2 separate regions of the Homo sapiens genome follow, and region 2 is linked to region 1. Evidence: read pairs that join two places in POLR2A ChIA-PET (ENCODE). Cell type or tissue: MCF 10A. All regions are shown on one strand. Each heading gives the region's core, and the rest is flanking DNA. Links, peaks and the distances in the headings are about the cores only.

Evidence for each region. ChIA-PET counts read pairs that join two places held together with the same protein. Peaks named below come from ENCODE experiments on the same cell type or tissue, not always from the same donor. Only the 100,000 strongest peaks of a DNase experiment are listed, where the experiment ranks them.
Region 2: POLR2A ChIA-PET joins it to region 1 with 10 read pairs; 8 of 35 experiments call an interaction of 5 or more read pairs at or near these places.

The regions. Positions count from the first base shown.
Region 1 is chr19:3,334,903-3,339,282 of GRCh38, forward strand. No RefSeq gene overlaps it. Among named protein-coding and RNA genes, the nearest start is that of NFIC, 29 kb to the right of the region's middle. In MCF 10A, for the core only: no CTCF peak of the experiment used is centred there; DNase peaks (open chromatin) are centred at 729, 1,899, 2,369, 3,689 and 1 weaker place.
Region 2 is chr19:3,385,522-3,389,901 of GRCh38, forward strand. All of the region lies in intron 2 of NFIC (nuclear factor I C), which reads left to right. Among named protein-coding and RNA genes, the nearest start is that of NFIC, 21 kb to the left of the region's middle. RefSeq lists an enhancer at 4,169-4,380. In MCF 10A, for the core only: no CTCF peak of the experiment used is centred there; a DNase peak (open chromatin) is centred at 2,470.

The DNA.
Region 1 (4,380 bases), core at 240-4,239:
GAGAGAGATTAAAGGTTAAAAGCACTGGGCGCTGTGGCTTACATCTGTAATCCCAGCACTTTGGGATGCCAAGGCGGGCAGATCACCTGAGGTCAGGAGTTGAAGACCAGCCTGGCTAATATGGTGAAACCCTGTCTATACTAAAAATACAACAATTAGCCAGGCGTGGTGGTGCGTACCTGTAGTCCCAGCTACTCAGGAGTCTGAGGCAGGACAATCGCTTGAACCCAGGAGGTGGAGGCTGCAGTGAGCCAAGATTGTACCACTGCACTCCAGCCTGGGTGACAGAATGAGACTCTATCTAAAAAAAAAAAAAAAAAAAAAAAAAAAAAAAGGCTGGAGGGAGTTGTGTGTTGCCTGGCAGGTCCACGGGGGACAGAGATCCCTCCTACCCACCTGTTTCCCCCCAGTTCTGTGCCAGTGGGGTCAGCGGGGAGATCAGGAGAAGGAGCTGCTGGTGGGTTCAGTTGCTTTCGAGGTGCTGGGGACAGGTGGCTGCAGGGAGAGTGAGTGAACTGTGGGGTGGACCAATACAAGGGCCACCCTGTGGGGTAGTTTGGGGGGCTATCTGGGTTCAGGGAACCTCCACAGCCCCGTCCCTGCCTCCCAGAGCAGCAGGTACCTGCCTGGGGACAGCAGGCAGCCAGGCTGGGAGCTGGGGGGTTGGGGAATCTAGCTACTCTCTCATCCAGTCCCAGCTACTGCTGCTGGCCAAGGCTGTGACCTTTCTCCCAGATCCTGGAGCTGAGTAACAGTTACTGGAAAAATAAGTTGGCCATCTGGGGGTGGCCACAGCCCCATCCTCTTGGGTCCCCAGCCTGGCTGCTAGAAGTGAGGGTACCAGGGCTGGGCTGTCTGTCCCATACAACAGTACCATAGCCACCGGTGTGACCAGACCAGGTACCTCCTCCCCGTCACACTCTATCCCCACCATGCCACACTTCCCCCACTGCAGGGGCCTGAAATGACAGCCCCACTCCCATACCCGGACACCAAGGAAGGCGTGATGGGTGGGTGGAGAAAGAGTCCCGGGCATCCCTGGCAGCCCTGAATGTTTCCTCTGGCCCCAGTCTCAGAGACGCCCATGCCTGGGAAGAGCAAGTCAGCAACTTGGCCCAGAAGGAGACTTTGACAGCGAGGAGGGCTGCATTTGAATTTCAGCTCTGTCACTTTTTTTGCAGGTGACTGAGCAGGTCACTCCTTTTCTCTGGGCCTCAGTTTCCCCCTCTGGAAAAATGGGAATAATGAAGCACCCTCCTGGCCGGTTTCGCAATGCTCAAATGCAATATGGTTGTGCTGAGTGCAAAGCGTGGTCCTGAGAGGGCACTCAATACACATGAACGATTCAGCCCTAAGTTCTCGAAATATGTTCAAGGTACCCGCTGCGGGTCTAGCTCTGTCCTAGACACAGGAGATCCAGCAGCAAACAAAAGTGACACTGACACCTGTCCTTCTCGAGGGTTTGGGACTCCAGGGAGAGACACAAACCGTGAATTAAAATGTTAACGTTCAAGAAGGATGAATGCTATAAAGAGAAATGAAACTATCGTTAGATCTTATTATTGTTGTGACTGTTACTGTTGATACCCAATTGATCGTGATTATAGCCCTGATTCCAGCTTCCACAGTTATTGGAGGTATGCAATTATTTAGCACCAACTGTGTACCAGGCTCCAAATACCTATAGCCCCACAAAATCATTTCCCAGAAGAGAAACCAAGGTCTCAGGTCTGTCCAAGATTGTGAGCTGGTTGTGCAGGGCAGGCCTGGGAGTGGATCTGCCAGATGGCACGATTCCCGGACCTGCCCCCACCTCCCAGGGGGAGCTGGCATCCTCCCAGCTGGACCTGGCCCCCCCTTGGAGCTTCCCCAACCTGGGGATACAGAAGGGCCCCCACGGGGAGGGAGGCAGCCAGGGCAGGCAGTGGCACAGAGCAAGGAGGGAGCAGGGCGTCTGCCACCCGCCCCCACGGCTGCCTGGGAAACGCCACGGCCTAATCCTGGCTCAAGAGGACACGTTGTACCAGAGATTATATAAACCGACCTCTCCCTTTGTTTGTTTAATTCTTTCAGGCTTTTTCCCTCATCCTTCTCTCTTTAATCGCTCTGCCAACAGGGCTGGGGGTGGGGTGCTCCGGGCTAGGCCTCTTCCAGGAGGGAGGGGGCTGCATACCCAGCACCCCCCACTCTGGTCATACCCCTACCTGGTTTCCCAGCCACCCAGGCCCGCTCCTCCCCCAGTCACACACACCAAGTCCTGCCGGTGGCAGGGGTGTGGGGCTGGACAGGCTTGGCCAGTGGAGTGAGTCTGAGAGGCCAAGGCCAAGGGCACTGAGTCAGGCTCGGACTCTGCTGGGCCCCTAGGATGTGGCCTCTCCACTTGGCACTCAGCTTCCTCTTCCAAAAAAATGGGATCCCTGTGGTCCCAACCCCCAGGTTGTTGAGAACACGCCCATGCAAGGAGTGAGCATGGCCCATGGTGGATGCCGGGTGAGAGCCGCTGCCTGCTCCCAGCCCACACTACAGACACCCAGGGAACAGTTTCGCCCTCAGACTGGCCCTGGAGCACCGTGACTGTGGTGGCCAATTGGGCCTCCGAGATGTCCACGATGCCTGGTGGGTGCTCTGATGTGGAACACTGGGCACCATCACCCAGAGAGGGCAACCAGGGGTGTCTGGCTTTGTGCTCACCCACCGCTGACCCCGAGCCTGGCCCTGGCCCTCACCAAGACCCAGTATTTCCATCTGTGTCCTGGGGAGGCCAACACGAACCTCCCCACCATCAGGGCAGTCCACCCACAGAGGGGCCTGGGTTCCCATCCTGACCCCCTCCTTTACCACCTCTGCCACCCTGTGCTGCTTGGTTGCTCTGTGCCTCAGTTTCTCCATCTGTAAAGTGGGGATCATCATAGCAGTCAGACCCCCCAAGAGGATTAATCGTGTTAATCCTTATAATGCATTTATTCTTAATTTATATTACTTTTTTTTTGTAGAGATGGGCTTTTCCCATATTGCCCAAGCTGGTCTGGAACTCCTGGGCTCACGTGATCCACCTGCCTCGGCCTCCCAAAGTGCTGTGATTACAGGCATGAGCCACCACATCTAGCTATGCATTTTAGAACGGGCCCTCACGTATATTAACATGAAAGTATCTGCTAACTAAAAGAAAATAACAGCAACAGAAATAAGTAAAGAAATGGCCAGTTGCAGTGGCTCACGCCTGTAATCCCAGCACTTTGGGAGGCCGAGGCAGGTGGATCACCTAAGGTCAGGAGTTCGAGACCAGCCTGACCACTATGGTGAAACCCCGTCTCTACTAAAAATACAAAAATTAGCTGGGTGTGGTGGCGTGCACCTGTAGTCCCAGCTACTCGGGAGGCTGAGACAGGAGAATTGCTTGAACCCGGGAGGCAGAGGTTGCAGTGAGCTGACATCGCACCACTGCACTCCAGCCTGGGCGACAAAGTGAGACTCAGTCTCAAAAAAAAAAAAAAAATTAAAATTAAAAAAAAAAGTAAAGAAAGAATCCAGGCCCATTGCACACATGGGAAACTGAAGTTGATGTTCCCAAAGCAAGTCAGAGGCAGGGCTGGGAGCTGAGAAATCAGCTGGGAACCTCTCACCCTACACCTCCCTGGAGCCCAGTGGAGGGAGGCTGGGGGCAGGGGACAGAGAACTGAGGTCATGGTGCCAGGTCCCAAGGGGCCCAGGCTCACGTTCCTGCCTGATGGCTGCAAGCTCCCAAACATCCCACTCTGAGCCTCTCCTTCCCTTCTCTGTACGACAAGCCCCAGGGTGGCACAGGGTGGGCGGGGTGTTGGGGTGCCCGGCCACTCCCAGCCCTTTACATAACCTGCGGCACAGCAGGAAATCAAAGTGCCAACAACTGCCTCCTCAGTAACCGACTTCCTGTCGTTACCCACCCACCTTGGGCACCAGCTGCCTGCTCCCTACCTCCAGTGGCAGAGGGGTCCCATCCCTGACCCCAGGGTTTCCTCCCCAAGGAAGGGCCCCCGTACCCTAGGCTGCTCCATCATGCGACCCTGAGCCAGTGTCCAGCCAGCTCTGGCCTCAGTTCCTCCATCCAGATGTGTCCCTGGGCTGCCAGGACCGTCACCCTGCTCCTTTCGGCCACTGGCTGGGAGACTGCATACTGGCTGCCCCAGACCTGAGGCTGGAGGTCAGAGGGCAAAGGGCAAAGGCCAAGGAATTCCCTTTTTTTTTTTTTTTCTGTGACAGAGTCTCGCTCTGTTGTCCAGGCTGGAGTGCAGTGGCACTATCTTGGCTCACTGCAACCTCAGCTCCCAGGTTCAAGCAATTCTCCTGCCTCAGCCTCCCTAGTAGCTGGGATTACAGGCATGTGCCACCATCCCTGGCTAA
Region 2 (4,380 bases), core at 291-4,290, 51 kb after region 1:
TTGTTTGTTATTATTGGTTTGGGTTTTTTGGGGGTTTTTTTGGTTGTTGTTGTTTTTTTTTTTTTTTTTGAGACAGACTCTTGCTCTGTCTCCCAGGCTGGAGTGCAATGACGCAATCTTGGCTCACTGCAACCTCTGCCTCCCGGGTTCAAGCAATTCTCCTGCCTCAGTCTCCCGAGTAGCTGGGACTACACATGCCCACCACCACACCCGGCTAATTTTTGTATTTTTAATACGGACGGGGTTTTGCATGTTGGCCAGGCTGGTCTCCAGCTCCTAACTTCAGGTGATCCACCCGCCTCGGCCTCCCAAAGTGCTGGGATTACAGGCGTGAGCCACTGCAACTGGCCTTGTTTTTTGTTTTTTGCAGAGATGGGGTATCACTATGTTGCCCAGGCTACTCTCGAACTCCTGGGCTCAAGTGATCCTCCCGCCTTGGCCTCCCAAAGTGCCAGGATTACAGGCGTGACCCCCTGCGCCCGGCCCATCCTCCTCATTCTGATTATAATCTCCCACTGCCAGACCTTTCCTTATGCATTCCCTGGACATAGAATGTCTTTCCCATATGGAAAACCCCAACTCCGGCTGGGTGTGGTGGCTCATGCCTGTAATCCCAGCACTTTGGGAGGCCAAGGCAGGTGACTCTCCTGAGCTCAGGCATTCGAGACCAGCCTGGGCAAAATGGCAAAACCCCATCTCTACCAAATATACAAAAAATTAGCCACCTGCCTGGCTGAAAATTCTTTCCCATTCTCACAGCTGCCCTGTGAGGCAAGGATCATTGCTGTATGCCTTTTTTTTTTTTTTTTTTTTTTTTTTGAGATAGGGTCTCACTCTGTCACCCAGGCTGGAGTGCAGTGGCGCGATCTTGGCTTACTGCAACCTCTACTTCCTGGGTTCAAGCGATTCTCATGCCTCAGCCTCCCGAGTAGCTGAGATTACAGGCGAGCGCCACCACACCTGGCCAATTTTTGTATTTTTAGTAGAGACGGGCTTTCACCATGTTGGCCAGGGTGGTCTGGAACTCATGGCCTCAAGTGATCCGCCCTCCTCGGCCTCCCAAAGTGCTGGGATGACAGGCGTGAGCCACCGCGCCCGGCCTGTTGTACGCATTTTACAGAGGAGGAAACAGAGGCTCAGAGGAGGGATTTGACCTGCCGTGGTCACACAGCCGAGACTGGGCCAGGTGGGATTTGGACCCACAAGCAGCTTCTGCCTCTGCCCTGTCCTTGACACCTGCCTCATCCTCCATTATTGTCAGAAGGGGATGGGCGGAAGTTGTGGTGCGTGAGGGGGCAGTCTGCTGGCACGGTGTGGTCACCTTCTGGCAGGGTTGTGTGAGGGCCCCACAGGCTGAGGTCTTATGTAGGGTCCCCAGGCTGTGGCTGGCCTCCAGGCCTCAGCGCTGATCCCAGTGGTTGTCACCCTGACAGCAGGAAGACTGGCCACCGGCTTCCTTTTCCGAACCGAGAGTCCCCTTGGCTGTGGAGCGTCCTGGCCCAGCCAGAGTGCAGTGTCTGGCTTTCATCAGCCCTGCTGGGCAGCTGAGGCCCTGGGATAGAGGGAGAGGGAGGGACGGGCATCAGGCATAGGGCCTTGGCTGGCCTCTTGGAGGGGTGCAGGGTGGATGGCGGTGGAGGGGCACCTGCCATGGGGCTGAAAGGAGCCACCACTTGCAACGTCACAAGTGAGAGAGGAGGCCGGGCACAGTGGCTCATACCTGCAATCCCAGCACTTCGGGAGGCCGAGGCAGGCGGATCACCTGAGGTCAGGAGTTTGAGGCCAGCCTGGCCAACATGGTGAAACCCCATCTCTACTAAAAATACAAAAATTAGCCGGGCGTGGTGGCGGGCGTCTGTAGTACCAGCTACTCGGGAGGCTGAGGCAGGAGAATCGCTGGAACCCGGGAGGTTGCAGTGAGCCAAGATCGCGACACTGCACTCCAGCCTGAGCGACAGAGTGAGACTCTGTCTCAAAAAATAAAAATTAAAATTAATAAGAAGAGGGTGTCAGGGAACTGCAGGAAAATAAAGCAGGGAGGGACATGGAGGGGGGCTGGGGGCCACTCTGGATGGGGAGGGCTTCTCTGAGGAGGCGTCTTTGAGGTGAGGCTTGAAGGGGGTGAGGGAGTCTGGAGAGGCTGGGTGGAGGGAGCAGTGAGGGGGTTATAGCCAGTGCGAAGGCCTGGAGCCCAGGAGCAGCACATGGAGCTGGCTGGGATGTTCAGGGGGTAGTGAGTGGCGAGGGCCGTCCTGTGGCCTTCCAGTGAGGGTGACCAGCCGGGGGTGGGGCGGGAGAGGGTGACCCGGGTGCTCTCCGACCTGCCACGTGCTGGGGAAGGAGCCTGCAGGAACCAGGGCCCAGAGAGGGAAGCTGTCTGCCCGCCCAGGGCCTAAACCCAGCCAGGCCTCCCCGCCCCCTCTGGCAGCCCAAGAAATCTGAGGCGCGGGCGGGCACCGTGCCAGGGCTGGGCGGGGGAGGGGCTGCCAGGCCCGCCCGTCCCAGCAGCTGCCAGCCCGCCCCGAGCCGCCAGCCCAGATGGTGCCCATCTGCTGACGCCGCCATGGGCCAGCCTCCTGTTCCCGCCTTGCGTCGTGCCAAGCTCCTGCAGTCCAGCGCCGGGAATGGCGCGGTGGGCAGAGCCCGGCCCGGGAAGCTCATAGCACGCCAGAGAGGCTGCCCCGGGTGCCCTGGAGAGGGTGGCAGGAGAAACATGGGAGGGGGAGTTCCCCAGCGCTTCCTGGATGGAATTGGGGAGCAAGGACCCCAACAGCGATAATGATGGCGGCAAACACACATGGCGTGCCCTCTGTGTGCCAGGCTCCGAGGCCACCGCTCACCCTAACTGGTTTAATTCTCTCCCCCATCCAAGCAGGAAGGGACTTTGGCCTTCTCTCGTGTTCTAGTGGAGGAAGCAGAGACCCAGAGGTTTGGACAAGAGTCACTTGTCCAAGGTCACAAAGCTCCTCAGGGGCAGAGCCGGAATGAGAATCCAGAACCCCTTTGAAAAAGGGATTGAGGCCAGGCGAGGTGGCTCCTGCCTGTAATCCCAACACTTTGGGAGGCTGAGGCAGGAGGATCACTTGAGGCCAGGAGTTCGAGACCAGCCTGGGCAACATAGCACGACCATGCCCCCCCCCAACAAAATTTTTAAAAATGAGCCAGGTGTGGTGGTGTGTACCTGTAGTCCCAGCTACTCGGGAGGCTGAGGCAGGAGGATGGCTTGAGCCCAGGAGTTGGAGGTTGCAGTGAGCTGTGATCCCACCACTGCACTCCAGCCTGGGTGACAAGGCAAGACCTTATCTCTAAAAACCGTTTTTTTTAAGGGGTGATTGAGGCCAGGTGTGGTGGCTCACACATGTAATCCCAGCTACACAGGAGGCTGAGGCAGGAGAGTCGCTTGAACCTAGGAGGCGGAGGTTGCAGCGAGCTGAGCTCATGCCACTGCACTCCAGCCTGGGCGACAGAGTGAGACCCTGTCTCCAATAAAAGGGAGGTGGTATTGAAACCCCTTAAACCTCTTTTCAAAAACAAACTAAAAGTGCCCTTTGAGGTTATCTAGTGGAAGCCACACCCTCTGAGTCATACAGATCATACAGTGCAGGCCGTGCACACTCAGGGAGTAAATGAATGAATGAATGAATGAATGAGGTGAACCCTATGGAAGGGGACCAAGCCTGGGGCCAGGGTGTCCATAAAGCTCACCCTGAGCTTGATGGCAGGAGAAAGGGTCTCAACCTGGGAGTGAGGGACCTGGGTCAGCCACAGTGCTGCCCTGGCTTGCTGTGTGGCTTTGAGAAAAGTCCTGCCCTCTCTGGTCTGGGGTTGAGGGGAGTGGAGGGTGGGAAGGGGCGGCCTTGTGGGCCACAGACAGGAGCAAGGCGGGTCTTCACTGAAAGCCTCCCGTCCTCTTCTGCCTTTATTGATCTTCATCCCGGTTGTGGGTGCTGCACTGGGGAGACAGGCCATGAGCTCGGGTGACGGTGCCTGTTTATTTGTATGGTGGACAGAATTTGTGTTCCTGTGTGCTCCAGGCAGTGTGGGGCGCATTCTTCTCTTTGAGCCTTAGTTTTTGCCTCTGTAGAATGGGGAGAATCAGAGCTGTGCCCATTGCATTAAAGATTGGAGTCAGTGGTCTCTGAGAAGCATACAGGAGGCACTCAATAAATGCTCACTTCCGGCCGGGCGCAGTGGCTCACACCTGTAATCCCAGCACTCTGGGAGGCCCAGGCGGGTGGATCACCTGAGGTCGGGAGTTCGAGACCAGCCTGACCAACATGGAGAAACCCCATCTCTACTAAAAATACCAAAAATTAGCCAGGCGTGGTGGTGCATGCCTGTAATCCCAGCTAGTCAGGAGGCTAAGGCAGGAGAATTGCT